7 separate regions of the Mus musculus genome follow, and regions 2, 3, 4, 5, 6 and 7 are each linked to region 1. A link is a loop called in an ENCODE intact Hi-C map of the cell type or tissue named here. Cell type or tissue: heart. All regions are shown on one strand.

What was found. A loop is a pair of places that touch in the nucleus more often than their neighbours do. Peaks named below come from ENCODE experiments on the same cell type or tissue, not always from the same donor. Only the 100,000 strongest peaks of a DNase experiment are listed, where the experiment ranks them.
Region 2: a loop joins it to region 1, with 5 times the contacts of the local background. A loop is called at or near these places in 10 of 42 quality-filtered maps.
Region 3: it touches region 1 in a loop (6-fold over the local background); 12 of 42 quality-filtered maps call a loop at or near these places.
Region 4: a loop joins it to region 1, with 8 times the contacts of the local background. A loop is called at or near these places in 17 of 42 quality-filtered maps.
Region 5: a loop joins it to region 1, with 2.7 times the contacts of the local background. A loop is called at or near these places in 2 of 42 quality-filtered maps.
Region 6: a loop joins it to region 1, with 6 times the contacts of the local background. A loop is called at or near these places in 11 of 42 quality-filtered maps.
Region 7: it touches region 1 in a loop (15-fold over the local background); 2 of 42 quality-filtered maps call a loop at or near these places.

What each region holds. Positions count from the first base shown.
Region 1 is chr11:61,503,301-61,507,300 of GRCm38, forward strand. It overlaps B9d1 (B9 protein domain 1), which reads left to right and starts at 1,844. Exons shown (of 7, transcript NM_013717.3): 1 at 1,844-1,971; 2 at 3,044-3,112. The coding sequence starts at 1,909. It overlaps B9d1os (a long non-coding RNA gene), which reads right to left and starts at 1,786. Exons shown (of 1, transcript XR_141098.4): 1 at 1,085-1,786. In heart, a CTCF peak has its summit at 1,567; a DNase peak (open chromatin) is centred at 1,741; H3K4me3 peaks cover 1,445 bases; H3K27ac peaks cover 877 bases.
Region 2 is chr11:61,347,905-61,351,904 of GRCm38, forward strand. Slc47a1 (solute carrier family 47, member 1) reads right to left here. Exons shown (of 17, transcript NM_026183.5): 15 at 1,541-1,635; 16 at 755-827. Among named protein-coding and RNA genes, the nearest start is that of Slc47a2, 7.0 kb to the left of the region's middle. In heart, a CTCF peak has its summit at 1,637 (motif pointing right); a DNase peak (open chromatin) is centred at 1,627; H3K27me3 peaks cover 1,270 bases.
Region 3 is chr11:61,192,011-61,196,010 of GRCm38, forward strand. It overlaps Gm42080 (a long non-coding RNA gene), which reads left to right and starts at 3,689. Exons shown (of 3, transcript XR_879911.2): 1 at 3,689-3,796. In heart, a CTCF peak has its summit at 1,571 (motif pointing right); a DNase peak (open chromatin) is centred at 1,601; H3K27me3 peaks cover 911 bases.
Region 4 is chr11:61,618,815-61,622,814 of GRCm38, forward strand. No RefSeq gene overlaps it. Among named protein-coding and RNA genes, the nearest start is that of Grap, 33 kb to the right of the region's middle. In heart, CTCF peaks have their summits at 1,086 (motif pointing left), 1,669 (motif pointing right) and 2,418; DNase peaks (open chromatin) are centred at 1,117 and 1,687; H3K4me3 peaks cover 1,660 bases; H3K27ac peaks cover 1,588 bases.
Region 5 is chr11:61,430,790-61,434,789 of GRCm38, forward strand. No RefSeq gene overlaps it. Among named protein-coding and RNA genes, the nearest start is that of Rnf112, 21 kb to the right of the region's middle. In heart, no CTCF peak of the experiment used is centred here; no DNase peak of the experiment used is centred here.
Region 6 is chr11:61,577,738-61,581,737 of GRCm38, forward strand. Epn2 (epsin 2) reads right to left here and starts at 1,950. Exons shown (of 11, transcript NM_001252188.2): 1 at 1,830-1,950. In heart, a CTCF peak has its summit at 1,928; a DNase peak (open chromatin) is centred at 1,614; H3K4me3 peaks cover 2,349 bases; H3K27ac peaks cover 1,731 bases.
Region 7 is chr11:59,898,287-59,902,286 of GRCm38, forward strand. No RefSeq gene overlaps it. Among named protein-coding and RNA genes, the nearest start is that of 1810063I02Rik, 21 kb to the right of the region's middle. In heart, a CTCF peak has its summit at 1,994; DNase peaks (open chromatin) are centred at 95, 1,645, 2,125 and 3,905; H3K27ac peaks cover 2,743 bases.

The sequences.
Region 1 (4,000 bases):
CCCAGGAGGCATTTTCTTAACTGAGACTCCTGTCTCTCTGATGACCCTAGCTTTTGTCAAATTGACATAAAACTCACCAGAACATCTACCAGGGTCCTCGAGCACTCTACAGCTGCTGGGTGAGAGCCTGGGGATGCTTTTCATTATCTTACCTCTGCAGTGATAAGGAGAATGAAACATTTTATAAAATGAGGGTTCCTTGATGAAGACTTATGGCTTCACTCATATGCCCAAACCAGGAGCATACGGTATCTCCTGCTATGGATGCCTTTAGTAACTAGATGGGAACATTCTCCTACAGGACAGAAAAGGCCTGAGAGAGTACAGGTACCAGTGACTGAAATCATCCCCAGGTTTGTTTTCTCATAGAACTCAGGATCACCAGCCTAGGGTAGCACCATCCACAGTGGGCCTGGCCCTTCTCCACCAATCACTAATTAAGAAAATGTTCAACAGGCTTACAAGCCCAATCACATGGAGGCTTTCTCAATCTTGGTTCCCTCCTCTCAGATAACTATGGCTTGTGCCAAATTGACAAAAAAACTAGCCAGCACAGACCTCTTCCTAAATGTCTCATCCTGTTGGTTTAGGACAGAAAAGCCTTATCTAATGAGTAATTTGGGGATTGAGAAGGCTTCCTTTCAGTAGCCTGTATCTTTCCAACGCTTTCAGTAAAGAACAGCAAGTGGCAGCCACCGGCTAGGAGAGAGGGGCCTAGAGCCTCTGCTTGTATGACTCTTGGCTCTAAGCTAAAAGAATTTCTTACATGCTTGCACCTCGGCCCACCTAGAACGCTGTGACCACATGCCTTTCCTCTTCCCCATAGGTGGCTTTGGGAATCCCGCCAACTGACTTCCAAGCTAACAGTTAGCGTGACCTGGTGTCATTACTGCAGGCTGAGCTCCCTAAAGTATACACATCTGCATCCGTTTGTTTCCAGGCTCCCTCATCATTAATGTGCTCTTTGATGTTTCCTTATAAGCTCTGAAAGTGAAGTCTGATTCTGCAGCTAAATTCCTGTAACGAATATGGCTAAATTACCTTCCAGGTCTGGATTTCAGTCACGCCCTCCAGAAAACTGAGATGTGTTCAATTTTATTTATTAAAGAAGTAGTTCCCAAATATTTTGCACTGGCCGGGCAATGAGGACCAGGCATTCAATGCCCCTAGAGTCGAGCTGGGGATCTAAAGGCAAGAAGCTCGCATTAAGCCACCTTGAATTGGACAGTGATAGAGTAAGTGCAGTTGAATCCAAGCACTAACAATGGTGTCTACCGAAAAGGATGCTGGTGGCTTGGGACCAAGCTCTGACATCCCTGAGCTACCAGTGATTTTCCAAAATTGGGTGACTGGTTCCGTGGGCTCCAGCTTCTCATGCAGGACGCGGGACTTGGACAAATGGAGTCTCCGGGTTTCGATGACAAGAGCCTCATAGGGCTGAAGGGCGCATTCTTCACCTGAGACAATGTGCTGGGTGATGCCCGCTGGACCACTCCCGCGCACCAAGCCTTCCAACGATGGCGTCTTTGCCGTCGCTGTGTGTGGCAACAGCGACACCACCTGGAGAGAGGTAACTCTAGCACGTGACTTTCCGCGGGCCTGAGTGCCGGTGCTGCTTCTTCTCAACATCCAGCTTTGCAGCCTGCGAGCTTCAAGCATGGCCAGACGAGTGAAGTCACACAGTGCGGGTCCGTGGACCCGCCCCTGGGGGTTAGGTTCCGCGCGACAGACACGGAGGACAGTGCCCAAAGCCATAAAGACTACTGCGCCTGCGCACTCTTACCTTTGAGCGAACTCGTCACCGCTTGAGAAATTTGTCCTAGACGACTTACCGTCTGTTTCCAAGACAACCGAGAGCCTCCTGGCAACAGCGCGCGGCCTGCGCCGGTCTCCCGGCCCATCAGTGCAATGGCTGCAGCAAGTCCCAGCGTCTTCCTGCTCATGATCACCGGGCAGGTAGAGAGCGCACAGGTAAGCAGTCGTGGACTCCGCCCGGGGACGGCCTGTTTCTCTCCCCGGGCTCTTCGCTCAGCTCCTAGAAAGCCAAGATGCTCTGAGCATCTCAAATAAATGGAAAGGAGAAGCAGCATTTGAGAACCTTGGCTCCAGGTAGATGAACCGGACAAGCTTGAGTGAAAACAGACCTCGAGGCGTTCAGCTGGTACCACTTGGATCCTGTTTACTTGGTTGAGTGGTGGCCTAGGACTAATGGGACTGAAGACTCAGCTGATCCATTTAACAGCTGGGAACTTACCGGAAGGCAGTGGCCAAGGTGGGATTTGACCCGGTCCGTCTAAGAGACAGAACTTTGCTACATTATTCTTCTGGGCTGCTTGTTGAAAATGCCCATTATTCCTACATATTCTGAGGTTTGGCTGACATGCTTTAGGTTCTGCCAAGTCTGAAGCTCAGTAGGTGTTCCTGCCTTCCCATTCATTGGTACTGCGTCCTCCCTGTTTTCCTCTATCCGATTAGAGGATGTCTGGGCTGCTTACTCTGGACACCTTCCTTGGCGTCTGCCCTGGGCCTTCCTTTCTCCGGGACCCTCAGTTTTAGCCATGTTCTTTGGCCCTGTAGCTTCTGGGTTTCACGTGAGCATCATTTCTGTAGAGCTAATTTGTGCCCAGCACTGGAGATGCGCTGAGGCATGAAACCTGTTCCTTCTTCAGTCTAACAGGGTTATCAGATAGACATTAGGTACCCACATGCAGAAATGCAGAGAAGTGAAGGGAGCCAAGCAATGATCCTTAAGCCAGCTAGAGACTGAAGGGGAACTCTGAAAGATGGGCAAGGGGCCTACCACATGTGGACTGAGAAAGACAAGACAGAAAGTAGACCCTGAGCAAAATAACCTACGGGTATTGGCAGTCTGGGACTAAGCCTGACTTCCTGATTTCCATTCCCTGCCCGCCCTGAAACCCATGTCCACCTCCTCAGTCCCAGATGCCTCGTGTTCCTAATTCCTGTCCACTGCATCTGCCTAGCTAATGTGTGGGCCCAGTTTGCCCTTTCTAGACAGAATCCTGTATACTTTTTCTCTCAGTTTCCAGAGTATGATGACCTCTACTGCAAGTACTGCTTTGTGTATGGCCAGGACTGGGCCCCAACAGCGGTAAGTTGGACTCATGGGCCTCCTCTGGTTAGAGCTTTGGTGATTCCTGAATCATACCCTTCTATTCGAGACCAAGAGGTAGACACTAAGGTCAGAGATGACCTAAACATTGCATTTGTTTTTGGGGGAAAGCTAGTTTATAGAATACAGTCACTACTGGGTTCGCTGGTGTACCCCTGGAGTCTGTTAGTGGCAGCTGAGAGGGACAAGTAGCAGCCTAACCAGGCAGGCTCTGGAGAACCACCTGCCAGTGGCTTTGGACAGCATCAGCCAATACCCCCACCTGAAAACAAAACATGGCCCCTTCTCAGGCAGCAGAAAACAACCAGGAGCCAGGACAAAATGAAGGATCTCTTCTTAAGGTTTTAAGGAGTCTTTTTACCACAGGAAGCGGCTGCAGTGCAGACCACTATGATACTATACAATAGTTTAAAAAGTGGAAGCCAAACAGGATAGCATATGCCTGTAATCCAGCACAGAAGGCTGAGGCAGGAGCATCTCTAGGAATTCAAGGTCAAGCTGGGCTACATATATAATACCAAACAAATGGAAAAAATAAAATTAAAGCCCGACTTCTTTGAGCCCAAGTTTCTTCATTTGTATCACGGACATGTTAATATTTTTTGGTTTTTCTAATGCTTTCAATATATATTAGAGATTAATTCCATTTTAAATTATGTGTGTGTATATATCTGTGTATGGGTATGAATGCAAGTGGCTATTGAGGCCACAGGTCAGATCCCCTAGAGCTGTAATTATAGGATGTTGTAAGCTGCCTTTGGGGCTGGAGAAATGACTGAACAGTTAGAATGGGTACTTTTGCAGAGGGCCCCAGTTTGATTCTCAGCACCCACATTGTGGCTCACAACCATCTGTAACTTCATGACT
Region 2 (4,000 bases), 160 kb before region 1:
AAATACTCTTCTTCTCCTGTGTATCTTTGTCGTGTCAGCCGCAGATTGCAGGAAGGTAGAAGGAAGCCACTCTACCTCCCTCATGGGAGTGAAAGGTTAATAACTAATTGTTCAAGGAACCGGGGATATGGAAGAATGACCAGACTGACAGAAAAAAACAGCCTAATGTAATTTGCATGATGCAAAGGTCCAAGCAAGAACCTACTTAAAGTGAGTGATGCTTAGCTGACCACAGGGACCCCCGTTAAAACAAGCATGCGAAAACCAGCTTCCAAGACTTGCTCCTCACATAGAAACATTAAGTATTGGAAATGTCTGCAACCCAGCATAAAGGAAAGATAAATATGATCTGCCAGACCCTACTACCCTCAGAAGTACTTGGTTTTATACACACAGTGGTATGTCTACTGTACCCCAGAAGTAAACAAAATTATTACATATGGACCAAACACTTTCAATATGCTTTTAAGAAGAAAAGAAAGGCCCATAGAATACCTGCAGAGGTACCAAGATGAACAGAGGGCCTAAGAAGCCTAAACCCTCCAACACAGTCCGTTAATATATGGAATCAAAGCAAACAAACTCTAAGTCAGTTTATCTCAGAGTGGGTATAACTCGACTTGACATCTGTTTCGGAAGCGTCAGTGCCTTGCTTCAGGGAGAGCTCACAGAAGCTAATCCAGATGTGTCCCACAAATGCCCCTCCAGTCCTATATTGCAAGTCTGCCCCAGAGCTGAGAAAATTGTAGCTTACCTGGGTGAGCAGGCTCGTGAGAGACAGCGGAATTCAGGGCCACGTTTACCTTCAAATTGGCATGTACTTGAGCCTAGAAAAGTCAGCGAAACTCAAGTTCGGGTGGCATCAGGGAGCCTTGCTAAGCATGGCCACTTGGCTTAGGAGAAGCCATGTCCCTTGACTGACACCTGAGACAAAGCTGCTCTGGTTCACTGTGACTTCCTAAAGACTGAAGAGGTTCCTGGGTAGGGAGGGAGTAGACAGATCTAAGAGGGACCAACCAAGGTCGCTGGAATGCTCCCTTCTCCCTTCTCATCTTCTTACTTCAACTGCCCTGTCTACCCCCATGTTCCCAGACCTCATGTTGACCCTGGGAAGGTGGGGGGGAGGAAGCATTCTCTCTCTCTCTCTTTCTCTCTCTTTCTCTCTCTCTCCCTCTCCCTCCCTCCCTTCCCTCCATCCCTCCCTCCCCACTCTCTCTCTCACACACACAGTACTAGGATGAACTTGGAGAAAATCTCTAGTTCCAATTCTTCTCCTGAAACTGGCTTTTCACTGCAAGAGACCAGAAATGGAATTCTGTTTTACTATTCACTGAGCAAACAAAGGGGAGTGATCGGGGCCAGGGTCTCACAACCCTTCACCTCAAAATCCAGTTAAAACAAAACAAACCTAATAATAATTAAAAAGCATAAAAATAGCATAAGAAAAAAAAAACTTCTCAAAACGAAAGAATGCTTGCCACATCTGGTCTGGTTTGGCATCTGCAGAAAGACCCAGGCAACAGTGAGGACGGTTACCTACCTGTTGACAGGCGCGTTTCCAATTGAGCCGAGCAATAAAAGCCAGGAAGCACGTGGTCTGACAGGTAGTGCAGATGATGATGCCTGACCACAGGCCTGCAGAGGGCGATATTTGACAGCTTAGCTCATGGAGACAATGGCCACACTAAGTCAGTACTGGTAGGCAATCAGGCAAGGTAGAGTTGCTAAGGCTACCTGACGGGATTCATGCCAGAGCAAAAGGTTCAGGAAGTTATTTGGACCCTTTCTGCTTATGGTAATTGGATATTAAGAAAAGGGCCAGTAGTAAGGAAATAGTTTCTCCTGAAAAACTACTGCTTCATGATGAACTTTTTTTACCTATATGACCTATGCATGCATGTTTGTAAATTTACATGTGTGTAGATACTTGGGAAGGCACACGTGCATGTGTAGGGAGGCTTGAGTCTGTCATCAGCTGTCTTCCTTAATTGTTCTCCACTACAATATTGAGGCAGGGTTTCTTTCCACCTTATGTCTTGAGGCAGCGTCTCTCACTGAACCCAGAGCCCCATGTTATCTGACTATATAGCTTGCTCTTCAGATTCCCTGACTTTGCCTCCACACAAGACCAGTCAGGACACACCTGAGCCACCCTCATCCCCCATGATCCTCTCCTACTCCTCTGCTTACCTTTCAACTTTCTGCCAAGACACACGGGGGGGGGGGGGGCGGGGGGGGGGACGGGACACAGGATGGGGCGATTCCCTTATGTAACGGGATCCGAATACACAGACTTTGCAAATACAAATCCATAGAAGGGCTGAGGCTAAGCCTTGAGTTGTAATTCAAAGGCTTATCTTTACTCTGCTCTTTGGTGCTAGCTGCCCTCACATCTTATTTATCAGGAGTGGTCAGCAGGCTTCTCTCAGGAGTGAATCAGTAACCACCTGCCAGGTCTAGGATGGAGTAAGAAAAGCCTCTGGCTTCCTCCTTCAAACGAATGCCCAGTTTTGCCTAGAAACCACACTCTCATTCCAAACTTTTTTTTTTTTTTTTTTTTTAACAGAAATACCTGCCTAGCTCAGGCTGTAATTTGAGTAACAGACTTGATTTTCGCTGATGCCATAATCCCTATTAAAAGATGCAGGATGCTTACCAGAATTCTCTGGGCAGAGCCATAATTTACATGTTTGAAAAACCATACAGGAAATTGATAGCCATTGTGATTAATCAGTCTGCTTGTAAAAACCTGCAGCCTTCTGAGGCACTGCGGGGAACCTCTTACATGCTGCACACTCTAATGCTGGCAACAGGAAAGATAAAACCAACCTTACTGTATTTCTATTTAAGAGGCCACTAGAATGACTGAGTACAGGTCTCACACATCCCTCACCTCCCCAGGGCCTCCACTCTTTCCCTCCAAGAATCCCCAGCTCCCTCTACTTTGCCCACAACAGATACACTTCATGAAATGAGTAAGTAGGCCAAATATAGACCCTGGGATATAGATGTATCTATATTTTAAAGTAGATTCCTTTCTAAAATTTTAACTCAGCTGGACATGGGAACACACACCTGTAATCCCAGCGCTTAGGAGGCTAAGGCAGGCTGATCCCATGTTCAAGACCTGCATGGACTACATGGGAAGACTCTAAAAAAAAAAAAAAACAATAACAACAAAACAAAGTTGGATGTAGCTGGACATGATGGTGCATGCCTGGAATCCCTGAACTCAGGAGGCAGAGGCAGAATTCTCTGTGAGTTCTAGGTCAACCTAGTCTACATAGTGAGTTTCAGCACAGCCAAACTTATAATAGAACTTCTTTTTAAGTAAATTTCAGATGTATCACTTACTGTATAAAATGATAGCCTCGCAAGGAGATAAATAAGCTAATTACCTTGGCCTAAATAGTCCACATTCTCTGCTATATCAAAACATTACTTTGTGCTCCATAAATGTTCATAATTGTGCTTGTCAATTAAATTAATATTGTCAATTAAAATAATATTAATAAAAATATAAAAAAGACTACAAAATGTCTTCTTGGTATTTTGTACTGATTGCATGTTATCGTAATATGATTTGGAATTGTGTTAAATAAAAATACTACTCAAAATCCAGACTCCTCTGATGTTTCCACTGGCCTGCCGTCAGCGTATCCAAGCCATGAACAACACCGGAAATTCGGCTAAATAACAGCCACACCTTCATGGCCACAGAACTCTGGCGATCTCCATCTTTGGATAACCCCAATATTTTTAATTAAAATATTATTGAACTTGAGAAAATGGAAAGACACAAGTTAAGACGTGAGACTGGAGGCCCTCAGCAGCCCTCAGATGACTTCTAATCACCTCCAAGTCTGCCACACTGATGGATTCAAACAAGTCACGCCCAAGTCAGTCAGTCCTTCACCCCAAAGACAACAGTTAGGCTTTCCTGTAACCATTTAGTCACAGCCAGTGAATTATCAATTATTATTTTAGAAACCAAAGCTGG
Region 3 (4,000 bases), 310 kb before region 1:
GAGATGGCTCAGCAGTTGACTCCAGTTCCAAAGGGATCTGACACCTCTTTCTTCCAGGCATACCTGTACATATATACAGACAGGCACATACCTAATTATAATTCAAATAAAACAAATCTCAAGAATTATATATTTGAATCTCTTTCCAGATAAAATATCCTTTTAAGCATCCTTCCTAGGACATGGTTTACAGACAAAGTATTTGCTTGGCATGAGTGAGGTCCTCAGTTCTAGTCTCAGTACTTCAAAAATATATATAGAAAAAAATATAGTCAATCATTAAGTAAGCATCATCCAGCTTAGACACCAATCAACTTATGGTTCATCTTCTGTTGCCCCCTCCTCCCCCTTCTCCCTCCTCTCTTGCGCGCGCTCGACTGGCCAGGAAGAACGACGCTGCAACAGGATCCTTCTGCACACGTTTATTGGGAGAGCTTGATTGTAGAGGCGAAAAGACTTCGAGCCCAGAACTAGTGCTGCTTTTATAGGCCTAGGAGGGGCGTGTCTCACACCCGGATTGGTTATGCACTAAGCCTCATTTGCATGTTCCTCATCTGATTGGCTACTCTCTCTCAGTACCTTACAGAACCTCATTATCATACCTCATTTGCATGTCTCACATCTGATTGGTTATACTCTCAGTACCTTACAGAACCTCATTATCATACCTCATTTGCATGTCTCACATCTGATTGGTTATACTCTCAGTACCTTACAGAACCTCATTATCATGCCTGGGCCAGGCAGTGTCTTTGCAAAAAACTTTACTGCATATGTACACATTGGTTGTTTGTCCAATCTTATGCGTGGTGGCCAGCAGTAGTCAGTGCCACTCTGCAACGGCACATGTGGCTTCCCACACTCCTCCCTCTCTTCCTCCCCCATTCTCCTCTCTTTCTCCTCCTCCTCCCTTCTTCCCCCCTCCTCCTCTCTCTCCTTCCCCCCTCCTCTCTTTCTCCCCCCATCTTCCATTTCTGTAGATCAAATCTAGAACCTCATACATGATAGGTAAGTGCTGTACTGCTGAGCTACATTTGACCAGAGTGTGGGGTCCTTAGATGGAGGCTGGCCTTCCCACACAAGCAAGGAGAGAGAGATTCCCCCTTCCTACTTTGCAGATTAGACATGATCTCATGGAAGCCCCCTTTTTAAAAAAGGTTTTAAAAGTTGTTACTGTATATTTGGGTACACGTGGGTGCCCATGCCAACACACACACACACACACACACACACACACACACAAACACACGAGTCAGAGGACGTGGGAATTAGTTCTCTCTTGTCACCAAGTGGGCCCCAGGTATCAAACTCGAGCTGTCAGGTTTGGCGGCAAGCTCCTTTACCCTCTGGGCCATCTCACAGGCCTAGTGTTTCTCTTGCAAAGCACACAAGATGCTGTGAGTATCCCTCTGTGATCTGTTCTTTGTTCTTTCTATGGCCCTGAAACTTCCTTCTTATCTGTTAGACTATCATGGGAATTTGGGCATTCTTGGTGGACCACAGTCAGAGGAAGTTGTCCTTGGATTTGGCCTGCTCCACTCTGAGAGACTGCAGCACACAGACACTAGATGGCGCGCTAGGACCTCTTGCGATGCACTGGGCGTGACAGTTGCCGCAGAAGCATCCCGTGCTCACTGTTTCTCTCTTTCCACTTCCATCCGACCCTTCTCGCTCTCAGGGTCTCTTATAGACATTGAAGGCCATGCCTAATAAAGTGGGAAGAGGGTCTCAGAGTCACTGGCGTGATATTTGAAGTTTTTGTTTAAAGTTTGAAGAGGGTTGTCTTATAAAATGTGCATCCAGGCTGGTCTGAGTCTGGAGTTCCCTGTGTTATCCCCACAACCTGTTACAGTAGTGGCTTTTAAAATGGATTTGGCGGATCCTTCCCCCCCATCACTTTCTATGTCCGTGGTTTGATATGATCAGTGAGGTTCCAAATCAGGCAACCAGAGGAGCTTGGCTCCGCTGTAGCTCGATTACAGGTATGAACCCATTAACCCGTCTACACTAAAGATCAGTCTCAGGGTTGCTTATGTGTGCAGCAGGTGGTGGGGACGACACAGACCATCTTGTCATGTTAGGCCAAAAGTCACAGTGTGTCTTCTGAATTCCTGAAAGAAAATATAGGGATCCTGGCTAAATGACCACATCGGATTGTATTTGGGACACAGAGGGGACCTGTAACCAGATGGTACCAACGTCCCCCTTAGCCATCTCATGAAGGGAAGGAAGTCCTCTGAGGAGAATTGTCTCCTCAGTCCCATATATGAAATTCTAAAGTGGATATGTGAGGAGGGGAGTGAGAGAGGGAGATGGAGATGTTAAGGGGGAGGAAGTGGGAGCAGAATTGCCAGGTGGAGGTGTAGATTGTGTGGAGACGCTCAAAGGTGAGTGGGTGCTTGAGTGTGCATCAAAATGGCATCTGGGGTTAAGGTTATGGAGACAGACAGGCTAGTGGACAAGTCTAGAGGGGCATATGACATCCTTCTCACAGCTAAGAGGTCACAGTGCCTTGCATGTGGGGATCCTCAGAGTCGATTTTTAAAATTATGCTGAAAGAATAATTGGAGGGCATGGTTACAGCTTACTGTGCTGTGATGAGATGGCATCTCAGAGTGGATATAAAGGAGCATTCTTGTTAGAAAGGAAAATAAATGCTTTTTTGAGAGTCTAAGGGTCAGGTTTAAACAAGCATTTGACATCCCAGGAATGAAGGAAAGGGAACAGAAGGTGCAAGCCCATTGTGCAGGCGCTACCAGAAGCACAGGATTTACCTAGAAAAGGTCTTTCTAAAATCTATTAGCAGATTGTAAGCGACGGACTGGAACCCAGTGGAAGACATAAAGCACCCAGATCAAGATGAAAATGACATTCAGTAGAAGTAGTCACCAGGAGAGGGGTCAACTTTAATAGTAGCTCCTCCCAGAACATGTGCCGAAAATTATCATCTCATGAGAGGTCAAGGTGGTAAGCCAACCTTCATAGCATTTTCAGTTTTAAATAACATTTACTGTGATGCAATTATTGGCCAACTTTCTTTTCTTCTTTCATTCCTTTTTTTAAAAACTTTTATTGAGGAAGCTGGAGAGATGGCTCAGTGGTTAAGAGCATTCACTGCTCTTCTGAAGGTCCTGAGTTCAAACTCCAGCAACCACATGGTGGCTCACAACTATCCGTAACGAGATCTGGTGCCCTCTTCTGAGGTGTCTGAAGACAGCTACAGTGTACTTACATCTAATAAATAAATAAATCTTTAATAAAAAAAAAACCTTTTATTGATTCTTTGTGAGGTTCCCATCATGCACCCCAGTCCCACTCAGCTCCCAGTTCCCTCATATCTGCCCTTCACTCTTGCAACCTCCCCCCCAATAACACCTAAACAACCCCAAAGAATAGAAAAGATCTCCCCATGCAAGCTGCAGTGTGTCATAGTGTGTCCCACTCTGTCCACACATCTTCACTTGCAAATGTTCACTGCAATGAGTCATTGGCCTGGTTCGAGGTCCCTGGCTTCTGTGACACCATCAATATCGGATCCTCACCTGGACACCTCCCAGTTATCCTGTTGTCGCCCCATGTTGTGAAGATCCTGCAGCTCTGAATCATCGAGACTGGCCCTTTCATGTGTCCCAACCGTTTGTAGATGATATAGATTCTGGGATGGGCCAACTCAGAGCCCTGGCTCTGGGCCTGGGTGGTAGCTGAGCTGGTCAGTTCACCAGCTTCCCCTTTCTCTGCACCGCCAGAGCCAGTTGTCCAGCACTGCTCCAGCTCAGGACGGCTTAGGCGATCCAAGGTAATTTGTGGCTTATACATGGATTTTAGGATTTTTTTTTTTTCAGTTTCTGTAAATAATGCCATTGGTACCTTGATAGAGATTGCACCAACTCTCTGGATTACGGATAAGGATTCTCAGATGCCCTCCTTTCACATTTGTATCCCTGGTGTTTGTTTCTCTTAAAGCTTTAGCTAAGACTGTTCAAGCATTGTCTTGAATAAG
Region 4 (4,000 bases), 120 kb after region 1:
TCCCGTGTGTACAAAGCGCATGCTCTACCATGCAGCACACGCTGATCTGGCAATTTCTTCCTAATGCTCGCTCTGTCGGTCTGTTCATTACATCATGGTGTGAGGACAACTTTAATTCTTTCTCAAACACTGCATTGTCTCCTACAGACTCTGTCCCCGTACTGAAATTAATGTACTGGATAGAGAGATTCTGCCTGACCTAGAACTTGCATCAATCTTTCTGCCACCGCCATCTGGATAATGGGGTTACAGGTGGACAAGACTAAATTTTATTTAATTAGCAATTTTTGAACATGTACAGAAATATAAAGTATGAGTCCCTACCACACAGCCACCAGTGTGTTTGTTTGCTTTGTTTTTATTATGCCTTTTTTATCTATCTATCTATCTATCTATCTATCTATCTATCTATCTATCTATCTATCTATCTTTAAGGCAGGGTCTTATGAAGCTCTGGCTGGCCTGTAAATCACTTTGTGGAGCAGGCTGGCCTGGAGCTCAGAAAAAGCTGCCTCTAGTTTCCTAGCTCTGGAATTAAAGGCACAGGCTGCCATGCACAACTACATCTGTCTACATTTCAATGTGAAGAAGGAGGAGGAGGAGGAGGAGGAGGAGGAGGAGGAAGAGGAGGAAGAGGAGGAGAAGGAGGAAGTATTGTAAAAGAAAGAGTAATGGTCTGTGAATTTTTGTTTCATTTTCTGTGTCTCTTTTGTTTTGTTTGAAACACAATATCACTATGAAACCATGGGTTTCCTTACGAGCATCTGAATTAGAATTTAAATTCTGAAGAATTGCCATCTTTGGTTGGGGTGCAGTTCAGTGACAGCGGGTTGACCCCAAACCAAATCAAACCTGCTGTCCGATTGTTTATCCATCTCCTTTAGGAAGAGAGCAAGCTTTCTTTGACTGAGGCCAGGCTCCTTCAGCGTTTGGTCGCGTTCTTGGTTGGCAGTACTTGTTTGTATTGTTACCTCAGTGAGCCTGACCCATCAGAGCTTTTTAAAATACACACATACACATTTTATTTAAATCAGATAATGGGAGAACAATTTGTGAGTTCCTGGGGTGGAAAATTCCCGAGCGCAGGAACCGCAAGGCAGAAGCGCCCCCAGCTGGCCGCTCCTGGCCAACTGCCCTCGCGACCGCGCCCTGTGATGCTGGGGGGTGGGGGCGCTGAGATGGGGGAGGACTGGGGGAGGGGGGTGTCTAGAGAGCTGTGGGGCTGAGATACTGCGGGAACGGGGTTAAGGGATTGTAGAGTCGGGAACTGGGGAACTAGGGAGCAGAGAGACTAGGAGTGACGGCCACCTGTGAGGCTGGGGAGCTGGGCGTGGTGGGTGGGTGGGGGATGGGGAGCTGGGGAAGCTGGGATACCAAAAGCTGGGTCGGGGTGGGTGCTGAGTCCGCAGAGCTGGGGGGGGGGGGCTGGGTCTGAGGGCAAAACTGGAAACTTGGAGATTGAGTTCCGTGGGTTGGACAGTTGGGGGTCTGCACCCTACCCCACCCTGCCTGCAGCTACCACACACACTTTACTTTCTGGTCTCTGTGTGGGTCTCTACATCTGAGGAAACTCAGCCTGGGTGGCCAAATGCCTGCGCTGGGCTGGGTTTTGGTGGTTTGAGCATCCAGAACGGCGGCAGGAGGGAGGCCTAAGGTGCCTGCCGCAAGAGGGCAGAAGGGCGGTGGTGCTGTTTGCACATCGCGGGGAAAGTGCTCGTCCCTGCGCATGCGGCTTCCCACCGCACTCCTACACGTTGAAACTGTCCGTTGTGGACCGAGTAAGGCGCACCCTGGACGCCTGGTTCTTGAGCCTGTGAAGGGATGGGTCTCTCTACTCAGTGAAAGAAACTTAAGGAATTTTTTTACTTAACTGGTACCTGAAGAGGGTGGTGTGATGGTGGAGGATAAACCGATTCGAAGGAGGGTTTGGGCAGAAAGTCAAGAGAGTCAAAAGGCAAAGGGAAAGCGGTGAGTTGGAAGTTGTCTAACGTTTGTACAGCCTTGGCTTCCATTCCCAGAGCTTTTCTTTTTTAAGTGCACTTAGGAAAAAAATCTAGGCTATATTGATGACTTAGAGGAGAATAGACTCAAGAACCTGCCCAAGCGCACTGTGGCAGTGAGAATGCTCTCACGTGCTGGGACACACACACACACACACACACACACACACACACACACACGGATAGGTAGGTAGGTAGATATAGACAGACAGAATGGTAGAATGGGAAAGCCAGGCGTGGTGGTACATGCTTTTCATCCCAGCATTCAGATGGCTGAGGGAAGCAGAACTCACCAGTTTGGCATACATACCCATGCAGAGTGACCCCGTCTCAAACAAACGAACAAACAAACAAACAAACAGAAATAATATGGAGAAAAAAAAATCTGTCCTCACCACCTGCAGGAGGCTCTAGCTTCTGCACCTGCAGACTTTTTCTCAAAACACACTCACATGCACATAAAATACACAAATATTTACCTAAAAATTTAGGGGTGCAAGGATTGTCCCATAGCTTTATTAAAAATGGTTAATAAATAGTGTGTGTGTGTGTGCGCGCGCGCGCGTGTGCACACGTGGAGGATAGAGGTCAATGGGTGTTTTCCTTGGTTACTCTTTTTTTTCAAGATTTATTTTTAATTATGTGTGTCTTCATTTGATTTCTGTCGCTATGATGAAACACCAGGGCCAAAAGCAACCTGGGGAAGAAAGGGCTTATTTGGCTCACATCCCATCATTAAGTCAGGGCAGGCATTCAAGGTGGAAACCTGGAGACAAGAACTGAGGCAGAGACCAGGGAGGAGAGCTGCTTACAGGATTGTTCCCCATGGTCCTTTTGCCCCTACGACCACTAGCCTAGGGGTAGCACTGCTCACAGTGGCTGGGCCTTCCCACATCAGTCATTAATTAAGAATATGTCTCGGGCCGGGTGCGGTGGCATACACCTTTAATCCCAGCACTCTGGAGGCAGAGGCTGGAGGATCAGATATTGAAGGCCATCCTTGGAAGTTCAAGGCCATCTTGAACTTTCATGGACTACAGGAAACCCTGTCTTTAAAAAAAAAGAAAAGCTGGGCGTGGTGGAGCACGCCTTTAATCCCAGCACACGGGAGGCAGAGGCAGGTGGATTTCTGAATTCAGGGCCAGCCTGGTCTACAGAGTGAGTTCCAGGACAGCCAGGGCTACACAGAGAAACCCTGTCTCGAAAAAAAAAAAAAAAAAACCTTAAAAACAAAAACAAAAACAAAAACTATGCCTCCATAGACATTCCTACAGGCCAGTCTGATGGAGGCATTTTCTCAGTTGCTGTTCCCTCTTCTCAGATGACTCTAGCTTGTCGCAGAAAAACTCACCAGCATAGTGTATGTGGTTGTGTGTCTGCAACTGATCTTTTAAAATAAATTTGTTTTTGTTGTTGGTTCTGTTTTAAGACAGGGGCTGGAGATATGGCTAAGGGATTAAGCAGGCCTGGATTCTCACGCACACACTGTGGCTCCTAACCACCTGTAACTCCAGTTTCAAGGGGCCCAATACCCTCTTCTGGCTTTTGTAGGCACCAGGTATGTTTGTGGTACACATATATATGTGCAGGCAAACACTCATACACACAAAACCATCTAGAATCTTTAAAAAAAAACCCAAAAACAAAAACAAAAAAAATAATGCAAAGTGGTTCCTGCGGACATGTGAGGACGAGAGTGTGAATCCAAGCAGCTGTGTAAGAGCTGGAGGGTGCTGGAGAGATGGCGCAGCACTCAAGTGCACTTTCTGTTCTTACAGAGGACCCAAGGTCAGTTCCCAGCATCCACATGGCAACTCCCACCCAGTAACTCCATTTCTAGGAGATCCATTGCTTCTTCTGATCTGCATGGGTTCCTGCATGCACACGGTGGACATACACATATAACAAATGAACTACCTACCTAACTAAATATTTTTAAAAGTCCAAAGTGGTGGTTTGTGTCTGTAACCTCAGAGCTGGGAGATGCAAAGAACCCCAGT
Region 5 (4,000 bases), 73 kb before region 1:
GCACAGAGTGCCATTTGCTATTTGGGGAAGCTTCCCAAATGAGAGTCACAAGCCTTTCTTTTATGGTGATTTATTTCCTTTAGCATAATGTCCCTAAGTATCGCCCACTCGGCATGTGACAGAGCCCCCCTTTCTGAAGGCTGAGTGACATTCTACTGCACGTTGGTTTACCACCCTTGCTGTTAGTGGACATCAGGGCTGCCTCCCCTTTGGTGACAGCACTTAGCACGGCTGTGCATAGACTCTCAGAGGGTCTGACTCCAAAGCTTTTAGGTACATGACCAGATGGATAATACGTGGCTCTATTTTTGGTTTTGAGGTGCCTCCTACTGCTTTCTACACTGCTGCCCAATTTTACATTCGTGCTAACAGCCAAGTCTTATGGAAAACTTTTATCTCAGATCCGTTACCCACAAAGTGAAGGTAGAATAGAATGGTTAGGTTGTACTTTTATCTCACTGATGAATAATTTAGATATTTCTTACATCGGATCACTAATGTTGCTTCTTTAGCTACTAAGAATATCAGCCCAGGGGCTGGAGCAATATCAGTGATTAAGAGCACCGGCTGTGCTTACAGAGGGCCCAGGTTCAATTCCCAGCACCTTCATGGCAGCTCACAACCATTTGTAATTCCAGTTGCAGGGGATCTGTTGCCTTCTTCAGACCTGTAACAAGGTACCTGTAGTGGAATTATAGTAGAATCATTGTATGTAGTGTAGACATCAGAGCAAGTAGTTGTTTTTCTGAAGGAGCTTGACAAGCCTGTGGGGAGTGGTTCTGATGCTAAGGTCCTGTTCCCCAATTGGTCCCCAGTTTGTCAGTAAAAGAAGCCAGGGGCCAATTGCTGAGCTGAAGGTACAGGTGGGACGTCTGGGTCTCAAGAGGAAGAGGAGACACAAGGAAGGAGTGGAGTGTTTTCTGCCATGCTTTGGAAGAAGAATGCAGCAACCATGTGAGGTCTCGGGGGCAGCTGGGGACTGTGGCCACCACTATAGGCAGGTGGTCATGGATGTTTGGCAGGGACTAAGTGGAACCAGCCACTGAAGTTTAGGGCAGATGAAGAGACAGAGATAATAAATCGGTAAGGGCACACTTTTCCAGGCGACAGCTATCAATGCTGAGCAATTTTGCCAAGAAAGCAAGTTACAAAAGAACATACTCTGTGTGTGTGTGTGTGTGTGTGTGTGTGTGTGTGTGTGTGCGCGCGCGCGCGCGTGCGGGCAGGCCCGCATGTGTGCTGTCTGTCTGTCTGCCTGCTTTCTGTCTGTCTGTCTTTTATCCCAGGATTCAAGGGAAGCTGGGAAGGGGCTGATAGTAAAGCCCACTTCCTGGAGCAAGATGAGTGGGGGCTCCAGAGCACAATCACCTCCCAGAGCTCAAGGTAGTAGCATAAAAACTGCACACAACACAAGCCTTGCATGACCTTGGTCACAGGATGGTCCTGGAACACCTGACATGCCTTGCATTATTGGGTACAGCAAACAGTGTACAGTAAGGACACACATGGCGAAGGCTGATGTTTTCCTTCAGGAAACGCAGAGGTTAGATGAGGGGCTTTGGTATGAGGAGCTCATTTTATCCAAAAACAACTTTTGTGTAACAATCAACAAATATGTTTCAGCCAGGCAGTGGTGGCTCACGCCTTTAATCCCCGAACTCGGGAGGTAGAGGCAGGTGGATTTCTGAGTTCGAGGCCAGCCTGGTCTACAAAATGAGTTCCAGGACAACCAGGGTTACACAGAGAAACCCTGTCTCAAAAAACCTAAATAAATAAGTAACTAAATAAATAACTATGTTTCAGTGTGGTTGCTCCAGCTTCAGCTCACGGGGACTACTCCTTCCTGCGGCCTCAGATCCTGGTTGCATTCTGGAGTGACATTCTTTCTTCAATCAACCCACACAATTCAGAACACCGGCAGGTATCAGACATGTACGTGGTACACAGCCATGCAGGCAAGCAAACCACTCATAGCACATAAATTAAATCTTAAAATATAGCACAAGTTCCTAACTCATCTGTTAATCTAACAACAGAGACATCAGTCCTCAGGAAAAATGTTTTAGAGATATACTCTATTCTACAGACACGCACGTACATGAACACTCATGCAAATGCATATATACACAACATGCATATACAAAATATAGGTAACATTAAACTGTAAAGCTATTATCTTGATTTGAAGTTGGCATTGTGTTAGAACAGGAAACTTTAAAGAGTCCACCAAAATCTTGTTCAAACTTAAAAAATGCACTAAGAATCTGTATAAACTACACCGCTAACATACAAATCTACTATGTTTGCATCTCAAAAAGAGATTTGTACAGTCATTTGTTTTTTGTTTTTTTGAGGCAGACTTTCTCTAGGTAACAGCCCTGGCTGTCCTGAAACTCACTTTGTAGACCAGGATGACCTCAAAATCACAGAGATCCACCTGCCTCTGCCTTAGGAGTACTGGGATTAAAGGCGTGCACCACCACACCTGGTCTATTGTAGTCATCTTTATTATTTCCCAATTGCATTAATTATTAATTAATTAATTAATTAATTGTATGTGTGCAAACATGTTCATGTATTTACATGTGCCATTGGTCAGAGAATTGCCTGTAGAAGTATCACATTTCTTTTTGTCGATATATATATATGTGTGTGTGTGTGTATATATGTATATGTATATGTATATGTATATGTATATGTATATGTATATGTATATGTATATGTATATGTATATATATATTATCCTTGACCTCTAATTTTAGCCTACAAGGCAGAGACAAGAAGATTGCAAGTTCAACAACCTTAGGCATTTTAGCAACTCTGTTTCAAAATAAATAAATAAATAAGTAAATAGATGGTGTGAGTGAGAGGGCTCAGTGAGTAAAGGCATTTTGTTGCCAAGCCTGATGACCTGCGTTTAATCTTTGACACCCACGTGGGAAGAAAGAACTGACTCCATGTGTAGCATGCACATGCCCAAGTTCAGACAGACAGTCAGACAGACAGACAAGCAGATAAGTAGAATGCAAAAAACGGATCTGATGTAGCTAAAGATGTAGATTCTCACTGGTAGAATGCGGGTTTAGGGTAACCAAGGCTCCAGGCTGAATACCAAATACCAAGAGTGCATTCCCCACCCATAACATAAAACAACATGGTAACAACATGAGAGTGGATGTATCAACCAGTGGAGCAGAACAAAGTCTTGACATAAACCCATGGACATGCATCTGATCCCCGACAAGGTGTCAATGACACACGATGGAGAAAGGACAGTCTCTTCAACAAACAGTGCTGGGAACGTAGATATCAAACATTTAGAATGATGGACATGGACTTCCATATTACACCACATGCAAAGAAAGATCAGTGCAAAATGGTTAAAGAATAAGACTCAAAGAAAAGTTAGGAAAAAAATCTTCATGTTATTGAAACGGTCAGCGAGTTTTTAATAATTCATTTTTGTTTTATATGCATTGGTATTTTGCTTGCATGTGTGAAGCACATTGGATCCCCTGGAACTGGAGTTACAGACAGTTGTGAGCAGCTATGTGGGTGCTGGGAATCAAACTCAGATCTTGAAGAGCAAGCAGTGCTCTTAACTGCTGAACCATCTCTCCAGCCTAGGCAGTGAATTTTTGATATGACAAAAGTGTGAGAAACAGACACATGGGACTTTGTCAAAGTAGAAAGCCTCAGTGCAGCGAAGGGAAGAGTCAGCAGCTGGAAATGCAGCCTCTGGAAGAGGAGAAAATATCCACAAGGTCTATAACTAATGAAGGTTTCACATCCACAACCTGTATAGAACTCACAAACTTCAAAACCGGAAACAAACATAGACAACCAGGCAGACATCTTTCCGGCTATTCAAAAGATCAGTGGGTTCATGAAAGAATGTTCAACATCACCAGCCATCGGGGAAACTAGTCAAAAATGACTTACCAATCCACGTGTGGGTATTATATACATATACAAAGAAATCAAGCGTTGGTGAAAACGT
Region 6 (4,000 bases), 74 kb after region 1:
TTTTTTTAAAGTTTCTCGTTTCTTGGTAACTCAGATGTTTGGCACCATACACCCCGCAGCGAAAGGAGACCAACACAGCCCCCATCCTTCTATCTCAGGGCTCAGGGAAAAATCCAAATACTGAACAAAATTACTCAAATCAACCCATGTGGAACAGTACTTTGCAATTCATGTTTATGAAACAACAACCCAGCCACACAGTTACACATAACTAGCCTAACTTTAAAACTAGGAAAACCAAACTTTAAAGTCACAAAAGCAGCCTGGGTGTGGTGGCCCACATCTTTAATATCTCCACCCTAAAAGGCAGATGCAGGTGGATCTCTGTGCATTCCAGGCCAGACTGACTACCCAGTGAGAGCCTGTCACAAACATAACAAAAGCAAACATTCAAAAAAAGAAAAAAAAAACCAAGACCTACAGGTGTTTCCCCAACACAATCATTAATCACAAATGCCCTAAGAAAAGCTGCAGTTCCTCCCAAGCTCGTTTAAATACAGACAAGAGCTTCATTACCAACAATACATAGATGGAAAGCTTAATTACCAATGCAAAGCCGATCACCGAGAGAGAATCCAGTATCTGCCGCTATCACTCTAAATCTAGAGTTACAAGACCACAAAGTTCCCGTTAAGTCTTTCTTATATTACATAATAGGGACATGGATCAAAGAAATTCACCTTTTTCAATCATTTCAACCCAATTTCAATCCCTTCTTCCACAGGGTATTTTCTTGACTGTGCAAAAGAAGAATTCACACTTCTTTCTCATCTTCCCTTGCCCATTTTCTTGTATGAATGTTAAAAATAGCAGGCAAGCGATTTGGGGGAATCCTAAACGTTGAAGAAATCCTTAAGTGTCCCAGAGTTGGGGCTTCCAGCTGTGTCAAACACCCTATCCCTAGATGACCTTGGGCAAGCTAACACATTTTGGGCCTTAGTTCCCCTAGTCAAAAAACACAAGAATAGCTAAATCCTATCTTTTCTGAAACATAGACTTCAAATGCGTTCCCAAGGCAGCACTAAAGTGAAGAGGCCGCTGGGAAGGACTGAGGCCCGAGACCAAGCAACAGACTTACACCGGCCGACCTAGGGTTTCTAGGGAGCTCAGACAATCTGCTCCCCCTGCAAAACCACTGGGCCAACTTCAGGTTGCAAACAAAAACCTGTTGGCCCGGACTCCTCTAGGAATGGCCTGCCTCTCCCAACGCGCTCGGCTCGCGCTCCGACGAAGCCGGCCCACGGGAGAGCGAGGGTCTCCCGGAAGAGGCCGACCCCACGCGCGGCTCGCCCACCCGGACTCGCCCAACAGGGCCGCCAGGTCTCTGCCATCCCACGCGGAACAAAAGGCAGCTGGAGCCTGGCTTCGCCGCCCCCGTCCCCGCTGTGCTGTGGAGTGGGGGCCGGGAAGGGGAATCCAGTCCCGGGGGCGAGAAAGACGTGGGGAAGAGTATCCCCTTCCCCCGGTCCCCTGAGGGAGGGCCGGCCGGCTCGGACCCGGTTCGAGGGGCGAGCACGCTCTGGGGAGGGGCGGGGTTGTTCCAAACTGAAGGCTCTGTCGCTGAGGTGTGAGGCGAGGACAGGAGCCAAAGCCGGGAGGCAGACGTCGCCTCTCTCTCGGCTCCGAGCGGGCTCAGGTGGGGCGGGGCCTGGCTGAGCCGTCCAGCCGGGTGGGGTCCGGCTGGCCGCACGGTGCACGCCCCGGCCGGCGAGGGGGAAGCCGGTGCTCTTAGGGGCGTCCACGCACTGGAAGAGAAGGTCTGCGCGCAGCCCCGCCCCGCCCCGACTCCCGAGCCACCACCACACCAAGCCCCGCGAGTCCCGGCTCACCTCCGTTCCTGGCCAGCGCGAGTGCAAGGCTGCAGCCGCCGGCGACGCGGGAGAAGCGGGAGCGACCCGAGCCTGTGCAGCGTTTGACACCCACACGCCAGCCAACATGGCGGCCGAGAGGGGGCGCGCCGGCAGCGAGCGCGCGCGCGCGAGCCCCGCCCTCCGAGCGCGGAGGCTCCTCCCACACACACTGGCTCCGCCCTGCCTCGCTCCTAGGCCCCGCCTCCAAACCGGTCCGCCCCTCCCACATATGCCCCCAAGGCCTTCTCTAAATAGCTCCTGCTTCTACACAAACCTAACAAATTTATGAAGCCCTAACTCAGAGTCCAACACATCCCCCCTACCTCAACAATTCCCCAGGGCATACATAACTACCTTAACCATCAATCCATGCTCCTCCCTTAAATCCTCAAGCACAGAACCCCGCCTAGCCTAATCAGAACCATGGTCTCCTAGTATTTCCTCTTGCACGTGAAAAATGTTGTGATGAAGAGACAGGAAGGAGGCCAGGTGCCAGACAGGGTTGATTTATTTTGCTACAAGTGCGTTCACTTCATGAAGATTCACTTATGCATATTTCAGATTTGTATACTTTTCTGTGTGTGCATTTCAATAAAAAGGTTGAGTCCAGAACTTTGGCAGCCCAAGTGGTTGAACCCTCGGCCGCTCGAGTCTCCCATGATTCATCAGGATACTGGGATTTAGCAACCCCAACTGCAAGCCTGCAGTCTCACTCTTATGCACCCAACAAAGCAATGTAGGGCCGGCCACATGCCAAGCTACAGCACACAGAGGCAGGCCAGAGATGAGAGCAGAGCCTTATACAAGAAGGTAAGGAGAGTCCTTTCCCTCTTTCCCCAAGAGAGGATCTCAGAAGGGTCAGAACTGAAGGCTAGACCCCAAAACTGCTAGCAGAGAGCCCTCATAACAGGGTCTAGGACATGAATCAGGGCTCAAGGGGAGAGTACAGGGAACTATTTCAGTTGTTTGAATATGCTTGGCCCAGGGAATGGCACTATTAGGAGAATAGGCCTTGTTGGGGTGGGTGTGGCCTTGTTAGAAGAAGTGTGTCACTGTGGGAGTGGGCTTTGAGACTCCTAGCTGCCTGGAAGACACTCTTCTGTTGGCCTTCAATTTAAGATGTAAAACTCTCAGCTCCTCAAGCAGTGTGCCTGCCTGGACTGTGCCCTGCTTCCTGCCATGTTGGTAATGGACTGAACCTCTGAACCTGTAAGCCAGCTTCAATTAAATGTTGTTTTTATAACAGTTGCCAGGCTAGAAAGATGGCTTAGCGGTTAAGAGCACTGACTGTTCTTCTGAAGGTCCTGAGTTCAAATCCCAGCAACCACATGGTGGCTCACAACCATCTGTAATGAGATCCGGTGTCCTCTTCTGGTGTGTCTGAAGACAACTACAGTATACTTAAATAGAATAAATCAATAAATCTTAAAAAAAAAAAAAAAAGAGTTGCCTTAGTCATGGTGTCTCTTCACAGCAATGCAAACCCTAAGACAATTTCTGTAACCAATCTATGCCCAAAAATTTCATTCTGCCTTTGCTCACTGAAGGAGAGTTTGCAGGTCATTGTACTTCTCAGAACCACAAGTACATTTTTCCTATAAAGAACTCACAAATTCACAAGAAAGAAAAGGCACCTGGGTCTCAAAAGCAGGGAATTTAGAGTCCTTTTCTCGGCCCACGATATATTAAAGCTGGAGGCCACCCCTAACACAAGGTCATGTGGTCACTTTTCTTTTGAAAGTCTAGCTGGAGAACATTCTGGATGCTGGAAGCCCTGACCCATAATTTACTGCTACAGTGTGTCCCTGGATTAATGAATGAAATCACATGTTATGTACCTGCTTTGCCATAAAAACTATAGTTCCATTTTGAACTGGCCCATTGGGTTTCAGAAAATGTGATTTCTCTGTTCCTTATCACAAAGTAACAGCCACTTCTGTAACAAAAGACTAGTTAACAGGAGTGGGCAAAATACAGCTGACTTGATCATTGATGTGGCCAGAAGCCTTCAGCAGTAAAGACTCAAAAGACCCAGAGAAAGCTGACCTACTCCCTATGTGTGTTCATTTGATGAAGAATGAGCCACCATACAGAGACATGATTAGACAGAACAGGGTAGCTCTAAGAGAGGAGACCAGAGAGGTTTGCCT
Region 7 (4,000 bases), 1.6 Mb before region 1:
ACCCACCCATAATCATGCTGGACTTCAGCCAAATACCTCATGATGCCCTCGAAACTGTCCTGTCAGTGTGAGGTGGCCTTTGGGCACAGAAGAGCTCTGCTTATCATGTGGATATGTCGTGTGGATGGGTATTTCCATCTCTGCCCAGACTCTAGTGTTGGAAGGATTCACTGCCAGGCTCTTCCATGGAATGCCATTTATCCTTCTGTGGGGCCCTGGAGAGGCTGCCAGGCCCGTGCACGGTCACCTCTGCCACAGGAAGCAGCAGCCAGTGTATGCACTCCAGTGGTGTATTTTCCAAAGAGCACACAAGAAGGTATAAGTCCAGGTGTTCAAATAAAGGCAAGAAAACAGACCAGAAAAGCTGAGGTGTCACAGTGGACCACAAGGTACGTGCAAGACAAAACAGTCTGTGTGTAGTCAAACCGGCCAGCTGAGCTCAGACCCAGGTAGAGTGTGTGGTGCTGAGCAAACATATGCCCATGGGATTCCCCAAGCTTTCTGAGGAAGCTGTTCAATGCGAGGCAGAACATAAGCACAGTAACAAGGCCTGGGGGGGCCCAGTGGGCCTCAGCTCACAGGCAGTAGGTGTGGGAGATGCCAGAGAGCCAGGGTCCCTACTCCCAGGACCCGTCAACCCATGTCTGCTGGGATACTCACCTTAGAACCAGATAACTCCAAGTGCTCAGGCACTTCCTGATTATCATGATTGTCTTTCAGCACACAGCAACCTGAGACCCAGAAGACATGCCGGGGTGTGATATTCCTAGTTAGGGGACCATGGGACATAAGTGCACGGAGTCAAATGCATAACCTGGGTTCCACTGTGACCTAGGCTTTCCACATGGGTCTGGCCCCCACACTGACCCCTGGGGTGCCACTGCTGCCCAGAAAAGCCCCTTGCCATCACCTGAAACTCCACCTTCAAGTAAAGAGAGAACAAGTCCCTTAGCAAGCTCAGCTTCAAGACGTTAAACAGTTCAACAGAGGCCTGGCAACCCTAGCCTGACATCCACACAGAACACAAACCAGGAGTCCAGACAGAAGCTTCTCCCAATAGCTACAACAGCAGTGCTCACCAGAGTGAGTGAATGAGAGAGAGAGAGAGAGAGAGAGAGAGAGACAGACAGACAGACAGACAGACAGACAGATCGTCCCACCATCCCCTGTGGGATGTGCAACTGGACAGACCTGGAGAAAGGAGAGAAAGCCCTCACTAAGGTTACAGCCTGGAGGATGGCTGAGGGGTGACTTGCAGGAGCTGTGCAGAATCACCACAGTAACAGAATTCAGGCTGATGGGAACCAGAGATCTAAATGAGCTTTCTTTGGGATGACGGGAATGTTCTGGAAATGGGTAGTGTGGTGGTGGTGGTGGTGGTGGTGGTGGTGGTGGTGGTGGTGGTATCTCTTCTCAACCTCAGTTTCAGTACCAGGGGGGTGGAGCCAGTGATTTTCCCAGGCTGTGAAGGAAACACCCACCCAGAGCCATCAGGCTGGGTTCCAGGGCCAGCAGAGGTGTCACTGGGCCATTCTCTGTGGACTGTCTGTCTGCAGCAGCTAGAAAATAAGGCCAGGGCACTGAATGGCGACCGCTGCCAGCCCAGCCAGGTTTAAAAATAGGATAGGGAAAAAAAAAATCAACTTCCTTGTGTTCACACACGACCTCAGGGGCATTGGTAGGAAAACAGTCAAAGCTGGGTGGGTGGCTGAGGCTGGAGGATGTTTGTGCTGGCATCACACTGTGGCTGTGCTGGGTTGTTCTTATAGCCACTCCCCGCCCAGCAGGGCAGCTGAGGACCCAGCCCAGAGCTGCCTCCACGGTGCCCTCCATGCTCCGCTCCGCTCAGCTCCAAGGACAATTTAGCAATCAGAACTTCAATTAACACTGCATCCTGAGGATGCAGCTTTCGGGAAAAGGCTGGGGCAGAGGAGGACAAAGAGGCTGGCAAGTTGGCAGCTGGGTGAAGCCACCTGGCTACATGACAGGGAACTGAAAGGACCCAGAGGCAGGGAAGGAGGGGGCAGGCTGCCATTTATGACACATGTGCCCATCCCTAAAGGGCTCTGGCCTGCACAGAGCCCCTCAAGCCTGCAGGAAATAACATCCCACTGTCATCGTCCCACGGGGAGATTGCAGAATTGCGTCCCTCACTGAACCTTCTCCAGTACCTCCTGTATGTTCCCGGTTGTCCCTAGAGGCTTTTGCCAGCTGCCAGAATGGTCCCTGGCAGAAGGACTGGTGCCTAGGAGCAGCTAGCTCTGGTAGCTGATGCCAATGGGCTGTTTCAGGTCTGCCCATGTCAGGCACAGTCTTTGAGGAGGACACTAATATCTAATTTAGAAAATGGCACAGGCTAGCCCTGCCAAAGATTCACCGGATGCCTGGTTTCTTGTATGTGGAGTTGAATTTCCCAGTGCCCAGTTTCAGGATGAAGAGTTTGAGGGGCTGAGAAGTCAGGAGACTTGCTCAGGGTTGGAAAGGTAGGAAGCATGTGTTTTGGAAATCCTGGGTTTGCTGGAACTTTCCACATTCACCATGGAGAGTTGCCACATCCCCTACCCCAGCCGCAGTAGCCCAGCATTAATGTGAGACCGGAGGAGTTCCCAGTGGGACTGATTTGGAGGAAAATGGACAGAGGCCACCCAGTGAAGGATCATGTCTACTTCCCTGTATCCCTTCTCCCTGCAACCTGCTTTGTGTTTACTTGGTTGGAAGGAGGACCTTGGGACTCTCAGGCAGCATGTAGGAATTGTGTCTGAGGAAGCGGAAGCCAGCCCCACACAGCAGGTCTGCTCAGACTTCCTTCTGTATAATGAAATGGTAAGAATCACAGCAGAGTGTGGAGTGGTTGCTCTGTTCTGGACACTTCTCAAGACCATTTGGGAAAGAAAGCTGAGAAGCAGATGGCCTGGGTTTGCTGGCAATGGAGGGGAGGCTGTGACCTGGGCCTCCTTCATGGTAGCTCAGGAAACACTGTGACATGTCTCTGTAGACATTTTAACTCCTGGGTCAACATTAGCCTGACTGCATCAGCCAGGACCAAAAAGAGCTTTGAGAAGTTATGTGAACCTGTCCTTGTCCTGGAGTGAGAATTTGGACAGCAGACAGAACACCCCAGAAAGCTCATTTTCTAGGCCTTTTTTCCTTCCTTCCTTCCTTCCTTTTTTTTTTTTTTTTTTTTTTTTTTTAAGATTTATTTATTTACTTATTATATGTAAGTACACTGTAGCTGTCTTCAGATACTCCAGAAGAGGGCATCAGATTTCATTACGGATGGTTGTGAGCCACCATGTGGTTGCTGGGATTTGAACTCCGGACCTTCGGAAGAGCAGTCGGCGCTCTTAACCACTGAGCCATCTCGCCAGCCCCTCCTTCCTTCTTTCATTCCTTCCTTCTTCTCTCCTTATTTCCCTCCTTCTTTCCCTCCCTCCCTCCCTCCCTCTTTTCCTTTCCTTCCTTTTTTATTTTTTTTGACAATGTCTCACTACATAACCTTAGCATGATCCTGAATTAACTAAGTAGCTCAGATTGTACTTGAACTTGTGAACTTTCTACCTCAGCCTCCAGAATTCCAGGATTACAGACCTGTGGTGTGCCACTATGCCTGCTCTGAGGCCCAAGTGACCTGCCCCATCTTTGCATGCATCCTTGTCAAGTCAATTGTAGGATTGACATAGGATTGTCCGTATCCGTCCACGGGGCCCATTTCTTCTTACTCTGGCACTTGGAGCTGTGGCATGGAGACAAAGACAAAGGATGCAGAGCCCTGGCCCAGGAAGCTCTTAAGCTCCTGTGGCCCCCAAGGACACAATGAGCCCCAGTAGAGCTGCCTTTTCTGGGAGTCTCGAAAGCCTGTGTTGCCTGACTAGCACCTGACCTGTACTAGTGACGTAATTTCTGACGGTGTCACAGAAGGTTTTGTGTCCAGACTCAGATCACAGCTAAAGCCAGACTTGCATATGTTTGGTGACCTTTGTGTCCTTGAGGACATGCTGTG